Linked DNA regions of Homo sapiens: region 2 is linked to region 1. Evidence: chromatin loops called from intact Hi-C (ENCODE). Cell type or tissue: Caco-2. All regions are shown on one strand. Links, peaks and the distances in the headings refer to the core of each region. The heading gives the core; the rest is flanking DNA. Region 1 overlaps SLC13A2 (solute carrier family 13 member 2). Region 2 overlaps FOXN1 (forkhead box N1).

What was found. A loop is a pair of places that touch in the nucleus more often than their neighbours do. Peaks named below come from ENCODE experiments on the same cell type or tissue, not always from the same donor. Only the 100,000 strongest peaks of a DNase experiment are listed, where the experiment ranks them.
Region 2: it touches region 1 in a loop (7-fold over the local background); 1 of 110 quality-filtered maps calls a loop at or near these places.

The regions. Positions count from the first base shown.
Region 1 is chr17:28,474,245-28,477,144 of GRCh38, forward strand. All of the region lies in intron 1 of SLC13A2 (solute carrier family 13 member 2), which reads left to right. Among named protein-coding and RNA genes, the nearest start is that of SLC13A2, 2.1 kb to the left of the region's middle. In Caco-2, for the core only: no CTCF peak of the experiment used is centred there; DNase peaks (open chromatin) are centred at 707 and 1,257.
Region 2 is chr17:28,523,928-28,526,827 of GRCh38, forward strand. It overlaps FOXN1 (forkhead box N1), which reads left to right. Exons shown (of 9, transcript NM_001369369.1): 2 at 29-165; 3 at 576-1,040. The coding sequence starts at 43. Among named protein-coding and RNA genes, the nearest start is that of FOXN1, 19 kb to the left of the region's middle. In Caco-2, for the core only: no CTCF peak of the experiment used is centred there; a DNase peak (open chromatin) is centred at 1,264.

The sequences.
Region 1 (2,900 bases), core at 219-2,718:
CTGCAGGCGGTCTGCATCTTTAAGAGCATAAACAGGAAGAGAAAGAGTTCACCTGTGGATTCAAGGGCTAAGTCTGTGGAGGAGGAGGGGTGGGAGTTGGAAGAGGGGACCGCTGCAGGTAGACAGCACAAAAACTGTGCCCTGGATGGAGGGGGAGCTGGGCACAACCAGGCGTCACTGCCTCCTCCTCCGCCCCCAGCAGAAGTCATAACTTCATCTCTCATTAAATCAAGCCGCCAATGCCTGCCCTGCCCTAGGCACCCAGTAACCTTTTCCACCATCTTAAGAGGTCAGGCCTGACTGTCCCATTTGACAAATGGGGAAGGTGAGGTTAAGTCACTTAGTCAAAGTCCCAGGGCAGATCCAAGTTTCATGGAACTTGGATATTATACACTTTTGGGCCCCACTCTGTAAGAAAAAGGACACAAAAGTATTAATCTGAAATTAGTTTGGGGCTTTGGGAAGGGTCCAGGGGGAAGGCCTTGAAGTTCAATCTTCAGTCAGTCGGCCTCTGGCAAATCACACAGCTGGGAGGTTCAGAGCTGGGGGTGTGATCTGGTGCCAAAGCATGTCTTCTCTCCACCCTGCTGCCTCCTGCCCCACCCCACACCCCCAGAACTGCCCATCAAGCCATTTTCTTCCTTTTGTCATAGATAGAGAAATTGAGTCAGACTTTTTTGTTCATGGTATCCCAAAGGGGTGAGAGACTGGGGGTGATAGTGGCACAGCCCCTGGGCCCCTGACACCTGGTCAGTAACAAGGCCCAGCTGACCTTTGAGATGACCTTCATCTCAGGCCAAAGCCGGTGGCATCTCAGTGCTAGGGACCCATCAGATGGGTTTTCCGACAGGCTGGGGCAAGTGTGTTAACCCCAGGAGGGAAGCCAGACAGGGATTTTGATTTCTTCCCAATTCCCCTCGACCTGGGGAAGCACAGCACAGAAAGATTCAGTAACTTGCCCAGGTCACACAGGAAATCCTGAGTCAGTGCTAGAAGCCATGCCTGTTGGTGAGACTGGGATGTGTTAGGAGCCCCTGTCTTCTGTGCACCGTATCTGGCCCTGCTACCTGCCTCTGGCTCACAGATGCTGCCAGCCCCATCCTGACTCTGGTCCTGTCTAGGAGAGGCCAGCCCCTCTCAAGGACTTTGCTCCTGCAATTGTCCTCTCACTCTCCTACAAGATAAATATTTCCTCTCTGCCTGATCTCCCCCATCCACATACGGAGGTGCTGTAATATCTCTCATCTTAAACAAACAAGAGCTCTCTTTCAAGGCCACGCTCCTTCCAGGATAGTGCCTCTTTCTCTGCTCTCTCTCATAACAGGAAGTCTCAAGACACTGTCTACACCACAAGCGCACTTTCTCTTTTGTCAGCTCCCATCTCCAAGACTCAGATCCCATCAACTTCCTTGTGACCAAACCCTGGGCCACCCTCACATTCCTCAGTCCCTCGGCAGCATTTGTCACAGCTGTCACCCCGTCTTTGCCGTGCTGTCTTCTCTTGGCTTTGGTGACACCTTCTCCTGGTTCCTGCCCAGCCCTGCCCCTTCCCACCTTTCCTGACTCTGAGGTTCCTTCTCCATCTGACTCTGAGGTTTTCCAGGGTCCCCACTTCCCCTAGCTGATCTTATGCCATCTCGTGCTTTAAAAAGCATCTCTATGCCAATGAGTTATCAATCTGTAACCCCAGCCCTAAACTCTAAACTGGTATTATCCAATGAACACCAGCCATCTCCCTAATTGAATATTTTCTTTGTAAGCAGGATAAGCAGGTTACACTTTTCCACGTCCAAACCAAAACCCTTCCTGCCCTTCTCCAGTTGGCTTAGGCATCAAGAAATGCTTCAACCATCTACCTTGCTGCAACAGCCAAAAACTCGGGGGCATTCTTGATTCTTCTCCTTCCCTCCTTTCCACGTGCAGCAGAAGGTCCTGCTCATTTGATACCCCAAAATACTCTGAATGGAGTCACTCCCCGCCCTCGGATCCACTGTCTCCCCGGTCATTTCCCATGTGTCCCACTCTGCTCAAAACCCTACATTGGCCAGGCGCAGTGGCTCACACCTATAATCCCAGCACTTTGTGAGGACGAGGCGGGAGAATTGCTTGAGCCCAGGAGTTTGAGACCAGCCTGGGCAACATAATGAGACCCCACCTTAATTTGAAAAAACAAACAAACAAAAAAACCCTACACTGGCTTCCTGTCAAACTTAGGATAAAACCTCTTCAAGCAGCCAGAAGTCACCAAGGCTCAGCCCTGGACTCCCCAGGCTCCCTCCCCCTGTGACCCACCTCTCGCTCACTCTCCCCCACCCTCACCAGCTTTCTTTCTGCTCCTCACATTGCTCTGGACTGCTCTCCCAGATACCTCCTTCCTGTTTTTAGGTTTCAGCTTAAATCCACCTCCTTAGAAAAGCCTTCTCTGACCAACCCCAGTCATTCTTGGGGAAAAGCCCTGTTCTTTTGTTTATAGGGTGTTTACTCTCTGAAATCATCTATTTGCTTATTTTTTACTTCCTCTCTGGCTTCCTGCACTAGAATGTCGGCTCCGTGAGGACAGGGACTTTGTCTTGTCCCATGCAGAATCCCCAGTGCCTGGCACAAAGTAGATGTTCAAAAAATACTTGTTAGGCCTGGCGCAGTGGCTCACGCCTATAATTCTAGCACTTTGGGAGGCCAAGGCAGGTGGATCACTTGAGGTCAGGAGTTTGAGACCAGCCTGGCCAACATGATGAAACCCCGTCTCTATAAAAAAAAACACAAAAATTAGCCAAGCATGGTGGTGCACACCTGTAATCCCAGCTACTCGGGAGGCTGAAGCAGGAGAAACGCTTGAACCCAGGAGGAGGAGGTTGCAGTGAGCTGAGATCACGCCATTGCACTCCAGTCTGGGTGACAGA
Region 2 (2,900 bases), core at 232-2,731, 50 kb after region 1:
ACTCTCATGGCAGACGGCTTTCTTTGAGGCCAGGACTGGGTGATGGTGTCGCTACCCCCGCCGCAGTCTGACGTCACGCTGCCGGGCCCCACCAGACTGGAGGGCGAGCGCCAAGGGGACCTCATGCAGGCACCGGGCCTCCCAGGCTCCCCTGCCCCACAGAGTGTAAGTACCCGGCATCTGGGCCTGGGTTTAGGCCAAGGCCTGCGGCTGCCCAGGCAACAAGAAGACCAGTCACCTTACCGCCCCCAGGGACCTCCCAGGGCCTGTCTTGTCCCCTCCACCAGCAAACAAGTCCTCAGGGACCCCGAGATCCAGAGGGGTCACTCCTCATCCCTTCAGTCTGAGCCTGTCCCAGGGCTGTGAGCCCCATCAGATTTGGGGTACCCCAGGTTTCATGGCAGGGTGCCCTCATGAAATCGGGGCCAAGGGTAGGCTATTTCTTCTCCACCATTTAGGGTCTTCCCAGAGCTCAGCCATAGACCCCCTTTACCCCAGAACAGAGTAGGGTCCCAGCCAGTCCCCAGGCCTGGTTCAGCCTCCACTCACAGGCTCGCTACTCTCTGTCTACCCAGAAGCATGCCGGCTTCAGCTGCTCGTCATTTGTGTCCGACGGCCCTCCAGAGAGGACACCCTCACTGCCCCCACACAGCCCCCGCATTGCGTCACCAGGGCCCGAGCAAGTCCAGGGCCACTGCCCAGCCGGCCCCGGCCCTGGGCCCTTCAGGCTCTCACCCTCAGACAAGTATCCTGGCTTTGGCTTTGAGGAGGCCGCAGCAAGCAGCCCTGGGCGATTCCTCAAGGGCAGCCACGCGCCCTTCCACCCGTACAAGCGGCCTTTCCATGAGGACGTCTTCCCAGAGGCCGAGACCACCCTGGCCCTCAAAGGACACTCCTTTAAGACCCCAGGGCCGCTGGAGGCCTTCGAGGAGATCCCAGTGGACGTGGCGGAGGCCGAGGCCTTCCTGCCTGGCTTCTCAGCAGAGGCCTGGTGTAACGGGCTCCCCTACCCCAGCCAGGAGCATGGCCCCCAAGTCCTGGTGAGTACTAGTGGCCAGCGAGTGTCCCATCTTCCCACTGTCCCAGTTCCTAGCAGCCTAGAAAGAGTCAGACCTCTGAGACCAAAGTCCCACCTTCTCTTTGCAGACCTTGCCACTCAAGACCAGAGAGTTGGGGCCTCCTGGTCAGCTGGGGAGGGGTGTTGGCCTGGCCAGCATGGAGGGGGGCAAGTGGGGGAGGTAGGCCAGGCTAAAGAAGCTGGCAGCTTCCCAGAGGCTCCTGAGTCAGGATTCCAGTGTGTGACTTCTCACTGTTTGTTTAAATGTCCAGAAACTCCAGCCAGACCTACACACCCATATGCAAATGTGACAAGAAAAACACATTCCAGAGGCCAAGGGAAAGGGTTTGGGGAGGAGCCATAGTACACAGTTTTTCCCTCCCCAGCCTTAGCATACAGAGTTGAGAGAGGACTTTAAGTGTGGAGGGACCCTTCCTGGCCCCATTCTTTGCCCAGAGTGGGGCCTGGGTGTATTCCTGGAAATACCTTGGAAGGTTAACATGTCCTTCCATAGCCTGACCTCCATAAGCGGCGTGACCCTGGACAAGTCTTAACGTCTCTGAGCCTCATCTGAAAAGTAAGGTCAACATTACCTGTCTCATGGGATTGTTGCTTAGGGAAGATAAAAGCTAAAGGGAATTTGCTCCCTGCTCCCCCGCTCTGGTTTGGAGGTCCCTGAGGCAGTGACTGAGTGGGCGTAGCCTCAGCAGTGCCTACTCCACATGCCCACCAGCCCCCCTCACCTCTTGCTTTCAAACAGGCCCCCATTCCAGCCCCAAGCCACCCCAACAAAGGCTTAGAAGGAAGATGGAGAAGGCGGTTGGGTCCTACCAGGTGTGGCCAAAACAGGACTTTATTCTGGCCCTTTGACCACTTCTTCTCAGGCCCCTTAAACATGACCACAGCCTACAGATAGGGCACCATCATCTCAGCTACTGCCCCCAAACCTCCACTCAATAACAGCTGCCAATCATTCTGCCAGGTGCTTTCTTTCAAGTGCCCCCATTTAATCCCCTCAACAACACTCTAGAGAGTTCCCACCATACCCGTGTTGCAGATGAGGAAACTGAGGCTCATAGAGGCCAAGTGACTTGCCCAGGGTGTCTCCTAACCTGCAAATGGTGAGGCTGAGATTGAGTTCACACCCTTGCCCTCCCACACATGGAGAAGAGCTCCAGAGACACACAGGTATCTGGTCGACTTGCTGGGTGACCTTGGGCATATTGCTTCCCCTCTTTGGGCTCAGCCCCATCATCTGTCAAATGAAGGGGTTGGACACAAGTGCTCTTGGCCCTTCTAGGCCCGAGATTCTATGATTATGGCAATCTCTGCATCAACAACCCCAGGGCACACCCAGAGAGAGGTCACAGCTGATTTGCCCCTCTGGGCCCAGATGCTGGTTTCCCAAGGCCCCTGGTAACCCCAGGAAGTGCAATCCGCCTCCTCCAGGGCTTGTCCACCTTCCGGGGCCTAGCTGCACACCCTCCTGTCCGTACTCACCGGAGAGCTCTGCACTAGGCCCTGGGACTCTGTGCCGGCCTCTCACACATGGGAAGGCGGAGTCTGGCCATCATGGCTAGCAGCAGCTGCAGGCTCCCCATGCCCAGTGTGAGAGCATCCACAGGACTCACGCAGGCCAGCAACTGTGCAGACTCCCTGGAGCAGGGAGCAAAAGCTCTGCATCAGGGATGGCCAGGAGTCAGAGCGGAGAGGAGTTACTAGCCCCATTCAGAGATCCTGCTGGAGCTTCCTGGGGCTGTACAGAGGAGGAAACAGAAGGGACCCAGGCCCACAGCTGGACCAGCCTGTCTGGCCACTACCCATGCTCCCCTCACCATGGATC